Linked DNA regions of Homo sapiens: region 2 is linked to region 1. The links are chromatin contacts, found by Hi-C or POLR2A ChIA-PET in ENCODE. All regions are on one chromosome and are shown on one strand. Each heading gives the region's core, a stretch centred on a gene start or an enhancer-like site at or near the end of the contact. The rest is flanking DNA. Distances are from core to core; before and after follow the strand shown. Region 1 overlaps SLC35E2B (solute carrier family 35 member E2B). Region 2 overlaps GNB1 (G protein subunit beta 1).

The links. Hi-C counts contacts between places; a loop is a spot of excess contacts on that map. ChIA-PET counts read pairs that join two places held with the same protein, here RNA polymerase II (POLR2A). Pooled maps may share reads with other maps.
Region 2: a pooled map shows a loop between it and region 1 (2.8-fold over the local background). The contact joins two enhancer-like sites. A Hi-C loop is called at or near these places in 2 of 37 single-sample maps with no recorded cell type and 2 of 50 pooled maps. POLR2A ChIA-PET finds 5 or more read pairs at or near these places in 1 of 52 experiments (A673).

What each region holds. Positions count from the first base shown.
Region 1 is chr1:1,675,349-1,680,172 of GRCh38, reverse strand. SLC35E2B (solute carrier family 35 member E2B) reads left to right here. Exons shown (of 10, transcript NM_001290264.2): 3 at 3,327-3,795; 4 at 3,974-4,109; 5 at 4,583-4,710. The coding sequence starts at 3,474. Among named protein-coding and RNA genes, the nearest start is that of SLC35E2B, 15 kb to the left of the region's middle. RefSeq lists an enhancer at 2,119-2,168. Within about 2 kb of position 1,277, at least 15 of the 41 ENCODE cell types and tissues checked have a DNase peak (open chromatin) inside an H3K27ac peak, as active enhancers do.
Region 2 is chr1:1,838,594-1,846,162 of GRCh38, reverse strand. It overlaps GNB1 (G protein subunit beta 1), which reads left to right. Exons shown (of 12, transcript NM_002074.5): 2 at 6,925-6,973. Among named protein-coding and RNA genes, the nearest start is that of GNB1, 49 kb to the left of the region's middle. RefSeq lists an enhancer at 4,582-4,641. Within about 2 kb of position 4,387, at least 3 of the 41 ENCODE cell types and tissues checked have a DNase peak (open chromatin) inside an H3K27ac peak, as active enhancers do.

The DNA.
Region 1 (4,824 bases), core at 28-2,527:
TGCACCACCATGCCCGGCTACATTAAAAAAAAATTTTTTTTTTTTGAGACGGAGTTTCACTCTTGTTGCCCAGGCTGGAGTACAACGGTGTGATCTCGGCTCACCGCAACCTCCGCCTCCCGGGTTCAAGCGATTCTCCTGCCTCAGCCTCCTGAGTAGCTGGGATTACAGGCATCCACTACGCCCGGCTAATTTTGTATTTTTAGTAGAGACGGGGTTTCTCCACGTTGGTCAGGCTGGTCTTGAACTCCTGACCTCATGATCCACCCTCCTCGGCCTCCCAAAGTGCTGGGATTACAGGTGTGAGCCATCGCGCCCAGCATTTTTTTTTTTTTTTTTTTTGACGGGAGTCTCGCTCTGTTGCTCAGGCTGGGGTGCAATGGCGCGATCTCAGCTCACTGCAAGCTCTGCCTTCCAGGTTCAAGTGATTCTCCTGCCTCAGCCTCCCGAGTAGCTGGGATTACAGGTGCCAGCCACCACACCCGGCTGATTTTTTTTTTGTACTTTTAGTAGAGACGGGGTTTTGCTGTGTTTGCCAGGCTGGTCATGAACTCCTGAGCTCAGGTGATCCGCCCACCTTGGCCTCCCAAAGTGCTGGGATTCCAGGTGTGAGCCACGGCGCCTGGCCCAGAACCTTAAGTTCTTGATGTACAGAGAACGGCAGCGTCAGTGAAGTGTGATTTCTGTTTTTTTGTTTCCACTAATTGTGAGCAAACATTAGGGTGGGGACTGGGCTGCTTGTGTGGGTCCCACAGGCTTCTTGGAGCACAGTGTCAGCAGAGAAGGGGAATGGGGGTCCTCATTGCGGGGAGCAGTTTTGCCTGGGATGCTGTGAGTTTCTCAGAGGGAAGCTAAGTGGACAGACTGTTCTGGCAAGAGGGAGATGCTTGCCTTTTGAATTCCAGGTTTGCCTCGACGTCAGGTGGGACGTGACTGGCGTCGTCTGCACACGCCCGAGCCCACGTGCTGTTCCTTGCTCCTGGAGGGGTTTCTTGAGCGTGGCCTCCTTGCCATGTAAATGAATTTGGTTTTAGAAACTCGCTGGTGGTGGCAGAGCCTGTGTAGCGGGTGCTGTGACAGCGTCCCCAGCCAGGGGGCAGCCTTCGAGGTGGGAGGGAGAGGTCAAGGGCCGTGAGGCCTAGTGAGGTGGGGAGTGAGATCCACGCCTGCCATGAGCTCCACCCCTGCCTTGCGGAGCCCTGTCGCGAGTGCTCTGTCCTTTTGCTCTGCCGCACCCTTTGTTGTTGGATTTTCACCTCAGGAAAGCCAGGTAGCTGCTCCACCCCCAGCCAGGGCCCATCAGTCCGGGAAACTGGCACAAAGTCTCCTAGCTCCCTGGCTCAGGGCCCAGCCAGTCCTAGCTCCAGGGAGGCTGCAGCCCATGGAGGTTTAGCTCCCAGCTTGTTGTCACCCCAGGCTAAGCAGTGGGACTGTGCTGCTGAACAGGAAGAAGGGAATGGTGTCTTTGTGGAGATCTGGCACTGTCAGTGGCCCGAGGAGTGGATGAGTCCTTTGTTATTCCGAGGCTGTGGGAACTGGTGGAGGGGTCGGCCTTCTCCTCACTGAGGCCTGGGGTGCCCTTGGAGGCAGCTGTCCTGGTGCACCGAGGGGTCAGGGCACACATGGGTGGCCTGGGAGCGTCTGGGTGGCACTGAGCTGGCGGTGTGATGGGCAGACGGGGAGACCTGGGTGCACAGACACACACAGCAGGGGGAGGGGAGGAGAGAGAGGAAGGCTGCAGAGGCCCTGGCATTGCCGCCACTGGGGAGAGGGCAGAAGCGCCTGTTCCCGGGTATGGGGAGGCCAAGTTTCAGGCACCTCTGAGCACTGCTGGGCAGGTGAGCTGGGGGAGAGGCCGGCCTGAGCACCCAGGCGAGGTCTTCATGGGGGAGGGGGTGGCGTGCGTCCCTCAGTGTGAACACAGAATATTTATGTATACATATGGCACGCACGCAAGTGCATAAACATAAACACAGAAGGAGGTCACGAATGAGGTGGGAACCCCAGTTTCCCGGGGGAGAAGTGAGACGAGGAGGGGTACTGGGTCGGGCAGCACGGCCGGCACCACACGCTCCCAGAGCGCCTTGGTGAGACAGGATGGGCGCCCCTTCAGATGCACAGCCTCCCCCGAAGCAGGAAGAGAAACCCAGGTGTGAGAAACAGGAAATCGGGCTGCCTGAGCGCTGGGATTGAGACCTGGGGGAGGTGGGGTCTCGGTGCTGCGGAGTCACAGTGGCGTCTGTGCAAAGCCCCAGCTGGGGGGATGATTCCCACTGGACCTCAGGAGGAAACGGCTGTTCTGACCTTCCTGGAGCTCGTGGGAAGGGAGGGGGTGTCTCGCCCCGAAGCCACAGTCGCCTGAGCGTGAAGCGGGTGTAAGTGTGGTTTTATACCACGGAGTCTGTCTAGAAAGTAGCATGGAACTTTAGGAGGCCGAGGTGGGCGGTTCACGAGGTCAGGAGATCGAGACCATCCTGGCTAACACGGTGAAAACCCGTCTCTACTAAAAAAAAAAAAATTACAAAAAATTAGCCGGACGTGGTGGCGGACGCCTGTCGTCCCAGCTACTCGGGAGCCTGAGGCAGGAGAATGGCGAGAACCCGGGAGGCGGAGCTTGCAGTGAGCCCAGATCACGCCTCTGCACTTCAGCCTGGGCGACAGAGCAATACTCCGTCTCAAAAAAAAAAAAAAAAAGGAAAAAGAAAGTAGCATGGAATTAGTCCTGGGCACCCGACAGCGGCAGCCACAAAGCCCATCGAGAAGGTGCAGCTGCCAGGCAGGGCGTGAAGGACCCACAGCCCCAGGTCTGCCAGGACGACAGTCAAGTGTGCCAGGAGACCGTCTCTCAAGAGCAAGGATCCGCCAACACGCGCAGAGAAAAACGGGATTCAATTGCTAAAAATCTTTGGACAGTGAACGATTGCATTTTCTTTTTTTCTTTTCTTGAGACAGAGTCTCACTCTGTCACTGAGGCTGGAGTGCAGTGGTATCATGTCGGCTCACTGCAACCTCCGTCTCCTGGGTTCAAGCAATTCTTCTGCCTCAGCCTCCCGAGTAGCTGGGATTACAGGCGCCGGCCACCATGCCCTGCTAGTTTTTATATTTTTAGTAGAGACGGGGTTTCGTCATGTTGGCCAGGGTGGTCTCGAACTCCTGACCTAAGGTGATCCACCTGCCTCGGCCTCCCAAAGTGCTGGGATTACAGGTGTGAGCCACCGTGCCCGGCCCAATTGCATTTTCAAAGTGATTTTAAATTGGTGGTTGAAACCTTTGAGGACATTAAATGTTCAAAACGGGTGATGTGTTTCCTTTTCTTAATATTTTAGCGTCTGCTTCTGCGCTTTGCCTGGGAGAGGCCCTGGTGGCCTCGTTCCTGGCGCCCGGAGTCCCTGCTGCGGCCCCACCCCCGGGCGGTCACGGTGACCCATGCTGCCCAGCCTGGAGGTAAAATCGTTCGTGGCTGTGGCTTCAGCATGTCGTCCTCGGTGAAAACCCCAGCACTGGAAGAGCTGGTTCCTGGCTCCGAAGAGAAGCCGAAAGGCAGGTCGCCTCTCAGCTGGGGCTCTCTGTTTGGTCACCGAAGTGAGAAGATTGTTTTTGCCAAGAGCGACGGCGGCACAGATGAGAACGTACTGACCGTCACCATCACGGAGACCACGGTCATCGAGTCAGACTTGGGTGTGTGGAGCTCGCGGGCGCTGCTCTACCTCACGCTGTGGTTCTTCTTCAGCTTCTGCACGCTCTTCCTCAACAAGTACATCCTGTCCCTGCTGGGAGGCGAGCCCAGCATGCTAGGTAGGCGGCGGCTCGGGCAGGGTGGAAGCCGGCCACCTGCCACCCCACAGGGAGCAGCCAGCAACCACCCGGGAGGGCCGGGGGAGCCCAGGTCAGGATGGGAGGCCGGGGGTGGAGCCCACTGCAGGCATGGGAGGGGTGATTCTCCCTCTTGTCTTCGGCCCCCTCCCTCCCGCAGGTGCGGTGCAGATGCTGTCCACCACGGTTATCGGGTGTGTGAAAACCCTCGTTCCTTGCTGTTTGTATCAGCACAAGGCCCGGCTTTCCTACCCACCCAACTTCCTTATGACGATGCTGTTTGTGGGTCTGATGAGGTAAAGAATCTCCTGGTTTTGGTTGAGTGTCTCTTTTTCTTTAAATGTAAAGTCCCTCTCGTTACTAGAGCGGGGACTCTGCTGGCTGGTGAGTTTTCAGTGCAGACTTTATAAAAGCACCAGGGCTGTCCAGATTTCAGGACACCAAATGAATGTGGCTTCGTGGCTCTCACTGCCACGTGTGTTCAGTCAGCTTCTTTCCGGGCTGGTGGTCTCAGGACAGGGTGCCTCCTTGTCTCTGGGACGTTTTCAAGGGGTGGCAGAAGTCACTTCCCATTGGACGCAGTGCCGTTTCCTGGGGGCTCGACCTAAAGCGTCACAGAAGCGGGTCCAGGCACCATGTTGGTGATGAGGAGGTGGGCGGAGAGGGGCCGACGTGCCAACCGAGCGAGCGAGCCCCTTGGAGAGCCTGCCCGGTGGGTGCAGGCAGACAGACTCGTTCTAAGGTGATGGTGCTTTTGGCTCATTTTTAGGTTTGCAACTGTGGTTTTGGGTTTGGTCAGCCTGAAAAATGTGGCGGTTTCGTTTGCTGAGACGGTGAAGAGCTCCGCCCCCATCTTCACGGTGATCATGTCTCGGATGATTCTGGGGGAGTACACAGGTGAGGCCCCCGGGCCCCGCCCCTCCGCCTGCGCCCCACCATCCCAGGCCTCCATCCGTGGTGCCCGTCTCTGCTGCCTGCCATGGGGCTCTGCCGCGAGGACCACTCAGAGTG
Region 2 (7,569 bases), core at 3,138-5,637, 160 kb before region 1:
GTATATTCCATTACCATTGTTCGTCATGTTGACCCTCAGATTGTCCTAAATTTGGCCAGCAGACTTCCTTCAAGCTGGTGTGTTTTTGACATGTTCTTTTTAGTTTTGGAGCCCTTCCTTTCTGCCATAGCAAGAGGGTTCCTGTGCCAGACCTTGAGGGAGTGATTTCTCAGAGGAACCCTGAAGCTCCTTTTAAAGGGAACCGTTTTTATAAAACCAAGATTTGGGCTTTGTGTGTGGAGAGGTCGTTGCTTCCAGACCTTTCAGTTGACAAGAGATAGGAGATATACGTGTGTGTGTGTGTGTGTGTGTGTGTGTGTGTGTGTGTGTGTGTGTGTATGGACTTACACACAAATGATTCTACAGCGGAATAAATGTATAGAGAATTTCCATTGTCTCCAAATTCAGATTGAACCCCAGGGGGCCATTCCTTGCTTTCAGATAGTCCGTGTTGTGCCTCCCTTCTCCAGTGTGAGCCTTGCTCCCCAAATAACCATATCTTCGCTTATTTCGCTCTGGCATACATATCCATATTAATATTTTAAGCATTATTATTATTATTTTTATTTTATTTTATTATTATTTTTTTTGAGACGGAGTCTCGCACTGTCACCCAGGCTGGAGTGCAGTGGCACGATCTCGGCTCACTGCAAGCTCCGCCTCCTGGGTTCACGCCATTCTCCTGCCTCAGCCTCCTGAGTAGCTGGGACTACAGGCGCCCGCCATCCCACCTGGCTAATTTTTTGTATTTTTAGTAGAGACGGGGTTTCACTGAGTTAGCTAGGATGGTCTCAATCTCCTGACCTCGTGATCCGCCCGCCTTGGCCTCCCAAAGTGCTGGGATTACAGGCGTGAGCCACCGCACCCGGCCTACTTTAAGCATTATTATGCCACCAATATGACGCTTAAATTTCAGAACTCTATTTGCCCTTAGAATGTACCCCCACGTTTGTACAGTTAGAGTATTCTAAATTAACGTGATGTCTTTAGACCTTTTTTTGGTTGGTTGGTTGTGTTTTACAGGTATTGTTATCTTTTTATTGATACTGAACTCTAATTTTTGTTTGAAAGAAGGCATTTCTAGTTTGTTTTTATCCTGTTTATTAGTATGATCATATATAGTTGAAGATTATGATACAGAGTTGTCATTAAGTTCAGTATTATTTCACATTCTAGTTGTTCAGTGTGTTTTTGAATTAAAGAATTATTTGGAAGGGAGTTTACTTTGTTTCTTACAAGCCCCCAGGCCTTTAGGCAAAACTCTTGGGGCTGGATGTTTTCCGGAATATAGACTTTTTCAGGGTTGAGAAAGATGCAGTGAGTATGTTACATGTGCACCACACTTACGGCAAGGCTTTAATCAGATACCCCAAAGTTTGTAGTAAACATAAGACTGCTCACCCTGAATGTGAGAAAGTCTGCCTAATGCCGTGTGTCCTATTCTGGTTTGGGTATCTCAGAATTGTAGATAACCAGTGGTGCACTTATGTGTTTCCCATCTTAGGATTATGTTGATAGAGAAGAAATCATCCCCCACAAGTATACCTGTACTTGATTAGAAATATTAATGCAGCTTGTAGAGAAATTCTCTAGGTATGTCTCAAGGATTCAGTTTCTAGATTTTGAAAAATGCTGAAATAAAAGTATAAGTACTAGGATATGTGCAAAGAAGTCATATTAATATTTAATATTGCTAAATTAGCTGTATAGAGTCAGTTGATTTTATCAAGAGCCTTGAAAAAGTGCCCATCTTTTTCTTTTTTTTTTTTTTGGAGACGGAGTCTCACTCTGCCATCGAGGCTGGAGTGCAGTGATGCAATCTTGGCTCACTGCAACCTCCCTGTCTCAGGATCAATTGATTGTCCTGCCTCAGCCTCTCAAGTAGCTGGGACTACAGGTGCATGCCACCGTGCCCGGCTAATTTTTTTATTTTTTAAATTTATTTTTATTTTATTTTAATTTTTTTTTGAGATGGAGTCTTGCTCTGTCACCCAGGCTGGAGTGCAGTGACGCAATCTCAGCTCACTGCAAGCTCTGCCTCCCGAGGTCACGCCATTCTCCTGCCTCACCCTCCCAAGTAGCTGGGACTACAGGCACCCGCCACCACGCCCAGCTAATTTTTTGTATTTTTAGTAGAGACGGGGTTTCATCGAGTTAGCCAGGATGGTCTCGATCTCCTGACCTCGTGATCCGCCCGCCTCGGCCTCCCAAAGTGCTCGGATTACAGGAATGAGCCACCGCACCCGGCCAGTAATTTTTGTATTTTTAGTGGAGAGGGTTTCACCATGTTGGCCAGGCTGGTCTCGAACTCATGACCTCAGGTGATCCACCCGCCTCGGCCTCCCAAAGCACTGGGAGGTGCGAGCCCAGCTCCTGATGTTCTTTAAGGGTAGTGCTACTGGTTTAGGGTTACATTATTGTGGGACTGGTAGTCCTGTCCTTAGTGTGGGGTTCTATGAGCTGGATAGTCAGAAAAAGAGCATACATTTGGGTCATCTTGTTTTTAGCCAGAAATGGGTCCAGACAACTCTCCATGTGAATCCAGGCTAAGGTGATTTGATAGCACTTTTAGCATCCTTACTCCAATCTTGAGTCATGATTTGAGCCACAGGGCAATCTAGGCATTAAAATAGAGCAGCTGGGTGCGGTGCCTTGTGCCTGCAATCCCAGCACCGTGGAAGGCCGACCTGCAAGGATCGTTTGAGCCCAGGAGTTAAAGACCAGCCTGCGCAGTATGGCAAGACCCCATGTCTACAAATATATATATATTTTTTAATTAGCTGGGCATGGTGGCACACACCTGTGGTCCCAGCTACTCAGGAGGCTGAGGCAGGAGGATCACCTTAGCCCAGGAAGTCGAAGCTGCAGTGAGCCATGATTGTGCCACTGTACTCCAGACTGGCTGACAGAGGGTGACCCTGTCTCAAAAAAATAATTAATAATGATAAAATAGAGCAGATTATGTATAATTTTTTTTAGTAGTATTTCTCTTCCTACCTGTCCCTTGATCTGGAAAGTACTTGAAAAGATTTATATTTAGTGGTTGAGATAATTGTGACAGTTGAAGAGTTCTCAACTGGGGTCAGTATTGCCTCTCGGGATGCCAGGTGGCTGTTACAGCTGGGGAAAGGAGCACTACTGGCATGCTGCCAGATATCCTCCTGGGGACACACACACACCCCTGCCTAAAATGTTCATTGTGCTGAGGTTGAGACCCATGCTTTGAAACTTGATTTGGTGGCACTTTTCGGGTATGCTCATAGGACCCTGCCCCGGAGCGAGGCTTCGCTTCCTGAAGTCTGGGGTAGTTTGCATCATTCACTGTTTACTCCTGTGTGCCTTTTCACACCCAACTTTTTTTCTGAGGTGAAATTCACATAACATAAACCATTTTAAAGTGAATGATTCGGTGCCGTTTAGTACATTTACAATGTGTTGCAACCACCGTCTCTAGCTAATTCCATGACATTTTCATCACCTCAAAAGGAAACCCTGTACCCATTAAATAATTGTCCACTGCACACACATGTGCATGCACACGCAGACACATGCAGCCCCTGGCAACCACTGCATTCTGTCTCTTTGGATTTGTGTGTTCCGGATATTTCATGTAAATGGGGTTGTATATATGTGGCTTTTTGTGTATGGCATCTGTCACTTAGCATATTTGTGAGGTTTGTCTGTGTTCTAGCAGAGACAGGACCAGGACTTCTTTTTTTTTTTTTTTTGAGATGGAGTCTCACTCTGTCACCCCGCCCAGGCTGGAGTGCAGGGGTGCAACCTTGGCTCACTGCAAGCCCTACCTCCTGGGTTCATGGCATTCTCCTGCCTCAGCCTCCAGAGTAGCTGGGACTACAGACGCCCGCCACCATGCCCGGCTAATTTTTTGTATTTTTAGTAGAGATGGGGTTTCACCGTGTTAGCCAGGATGGTCTCAATCTGCTGACCTTGTGATCTGCCCGCCTTGGCCTCCCAGAGTGCTGGGATTACAGGCGTGAGCCACCGTGCCTGGCAATTTTTGTATTTTTAATAGAGACGAGGTGGCCAGGTTGGTCTTGAACTCCTGACCTCAGGTGATCCACCCGCCTCACCTTCCCAAAGTGCTGGGATTACAGGCGTGAGCCACCACGCTCGGCCTCCTTTATCTTTATAGCTGAATAATATTCAATTGTTTGGATAGACCACATTTTATTCATCCATTCATGCTCAGTGGGTATTTGGGCTGTCTCCACCTTCTGGCTGCTGAGTACTGCTGCTAAGAACATAATGTGTACATGCATTGAATCCCTGCTTTCAGTTCTTTTGGGAATATACCTAGGAGTAGAATTGCTGGGTTATGGGGTAATTCTGTGTTTAATTTTTTGAGGAACTGCCAAACTGTTTTCCTTCCACACTCATTTTTACTGCCGGAAAAGTACGTGCTTGCTTGTACATAAGCAGCATAATTGCAAAACGAAACTACTTTAAGTAAATGAATTAGAATTCACAGTTCAACTGGGAGATATTTCAGTTTGTTGATTCATCTACTGACTCCAGACTAGATGTGTGCATGTGAGTTTGCAGACTCACAAGACACTGAATTAATAGGCAGGTGGTGACCTGTGAAGCCTCCACAAGTGGTCTTTTCACATAGTTTAATTTGAGGGAGCGATTACAGAAGCATCTTTAAATGTTCTGAAATCAGGCCAGGCTCAGTGGCTCAGGCCTGTAATCCCAACACTTTCGGAGGCTGAAACAGGCGGATTACCTGAGGTCAGGAGTTTGAGACCAGCCTGGCCAACATAGTGAAACCCCATCTCTACTAATAAATAATAAAAGGCATGGCGTGTGCCTGTAATCCCAGCTACTCAGGAGGCTGAGGCAGGAAAATCGCTGGAACCTGGGATGCAGAGGTTGCAGTGAGCCAAGATCATGCCACTGCACTCCAGCCAGGGTGACAGAGTGAGAATCTGTCTCAAAAAATTAATAAATGTGGCCATGTGCAGTGGCTCACGCCTGTAATCCCAGCACTTTGGGAGGCCGAGGTGGGCAGATCACGAGGTCAGGAGATCGAGACCATACTGACCAATATGGTGAAAACCCGTCTCTACTAAAAATATAAAAATTGGCTGGGAGTGGTGGCATGTGCCTATAATCGCAGCTACTCAAGAGGCTGAGGCAGGAGAATCACTCGAACCAGTGAGTCGGAGGTTCCAGTGAACTGAGATGATACCACTGCACTCCAGCCTGGTGACAGAGCGAGACTGCTGTCTCAAAAATAAAAAAAATACAATAAATGTTCTGAAATCAGAAGAAATCTAGAATTGGACATATTTTCATTCCACCAGAAGTATGTCAAGAGGAGTCAGAAACCTCTCTTGTGATCTCTGTCACCATTCAAGCCACCTTCCTGGGCACCAGGGCCAGGCACTGGATGGGACCGTGTCAGCAGGAGAGGGACAGAGGGAGGGATTGGAAGTGTCCCAACATAGACTTGCCAGGACTCACAAAGTAGTTATTTAGTGGCTTCCTTGAGATTCAGATGAAATGCTCTCCACTGTCATGCCAAACAGGCAAAGTCTGGATTAAATTAATCTTCAGAATTTGTTGAATTGTATTAGTGTTGTGTCTGTGTGTGTGTGTGCGTGTGTGTTTTGAGACAGAGTCTCGCACTGTCACCCAGGCTGGAGTGCAGCGGCACGATCTCGGCTCACTGCAATCTCCGCCTCCTGTGTTCAAGCAATTCTCCTGCCTCAGCTTCCTGAGTAGCTGGGACTACAGGTGCCTGCCACTACGCTCGGCGAATTTTTTGTATTTTTAGTAGAGATGAGGTTTCACCATATTGGCCAGGCTGGTCTCGAACTCTTTACCTTGTGATCCGCCCAACTTGGTCTCCCAAAGTGCTGGGATTACAGGCAGGAGCCACGGTACCTAGCTTTTTTTTTTTTTTCTTTTCGAGACGGTGTCTTGCTCTATCACCCAGGCTGAAGTGTAGTGGCGTGATCTCCACTCACTACAACCTCCACCTTCTGGGTTCAAGTGATTCTCCTGCCTCTGCCTCCCAGGTAGCTGGGGTTACAGGTGCCTGCCATCACGCCTGGCTAATTTTTTTAATTTTTAGTAGAAACGTTTTTTTTTTTAGTTCGCTGCCAAGAACATAATGTGTTCTTAAAACACATTAAAATTAAAAACATTTAATTTTTAGTTAGCCACGTTGGCCAGACTGGTCTCGAACTCTTGACCTCAGGTTATGCGCCCACCTCAGCCTCCCAAAGTGTTGGGATTACAGATGTGAGCCACCGCGCCCAGACTGTTGTGTGTTTTTGTTTTGAGACAGATTCTTGCTCTGTCACCTAGGCTGGAATGCAGTGGAATGATCTCGGTTCACTGCAACCTCCACCTCCCGGATTTAAGCGATTCTCCTGTCTAAGCCTCCTGAGTAACCGGGATTACAGGCTTGTGACACCATGCCTGGCTAACTTTTTTTTTTTGTATTTTTAGTGGAGATGGGGTTTCACCATGTTGACCATGCTGGTCTCCAATTCCTGACCTCAGGTGATTTGCCTGCCTCAGCTTCCCAAAGTGCTGGGATTGCAGGGGTTAGCCACTGGGCCCGGCCTGCATTAGTTTTTAAATTGTTACTGTAATTTTTCTAGTGATAGGATTCTAACCTCTGTGCCCATACTTTTCAGTTTAATTCAAGGTATTTTCCCTGGGGCATTTCTAAGGATTCTTAAAGAAGTTGAGATCTGATTTCTTATTTTGTTCCCATGCTGAAAAACAAAATATGACAGTACTGCTAAATAAAGCAATTTTGGGGGAGAAATAGTAATAGGGAAGGGTCAAATTTATGTGTCGTTGCATAAAATATAGCTACTAGCAAAATAGAATATTTTATTCACAACCTGAGTGCAATACAAATACAGCCTTTTCTGTTTGTTTCAGACAAATTTACATGTATTGGAGACCAGACCAGAAGCCCTTCTGAATTAAGGTAATTTTGATATATTTGATCCTCATCAGTTTTAGAAAGACAATATATAAATTTCTTCAGAGTTTGTTTTTATAAATAGCTGGTGGGTTGGTTTTTTAAAGAGACAGTGTTTTGCCATGTTGCTCAGACTGGATTCTAACTCCTGGGGTCAAGGGGTTCTCTCACCTCAGCATCCTGAGTAGCTGAGGCTATAGACATACGCCAGCATGCCTGGTCAATACCCTGGTTTTTGTTACAGTTTTTTTCTATCTCTTTTAAGCCAAAGTTGGTTTTCAAAACAATTTGATCCTCAAAAAAAGCTTCCATTTAGTGTTGAGCAAGAAGGTTTAGGGTCCCAGTGATGAGGATTTACCTTCTGAATCAGAGTGGTACATCGCTAGTTTTTTTCGTTAGAAAGCAGGAGAGCCCTTTTTTCAAATCAGATCTTAGTTGAAATACCAATATATGGCCGGGTGCGGTGGCTGATGCCTGTAATCCCAGCACTTTGGGAGGTCAGGTTGGGTGGATCACGAGGTCAGGAGATCGAGACCATCCTGGCTAACACGGTGAAACCCTGTCTCTACTAAAAATACAAAAAATTAGCCGGGTGCGGTGGT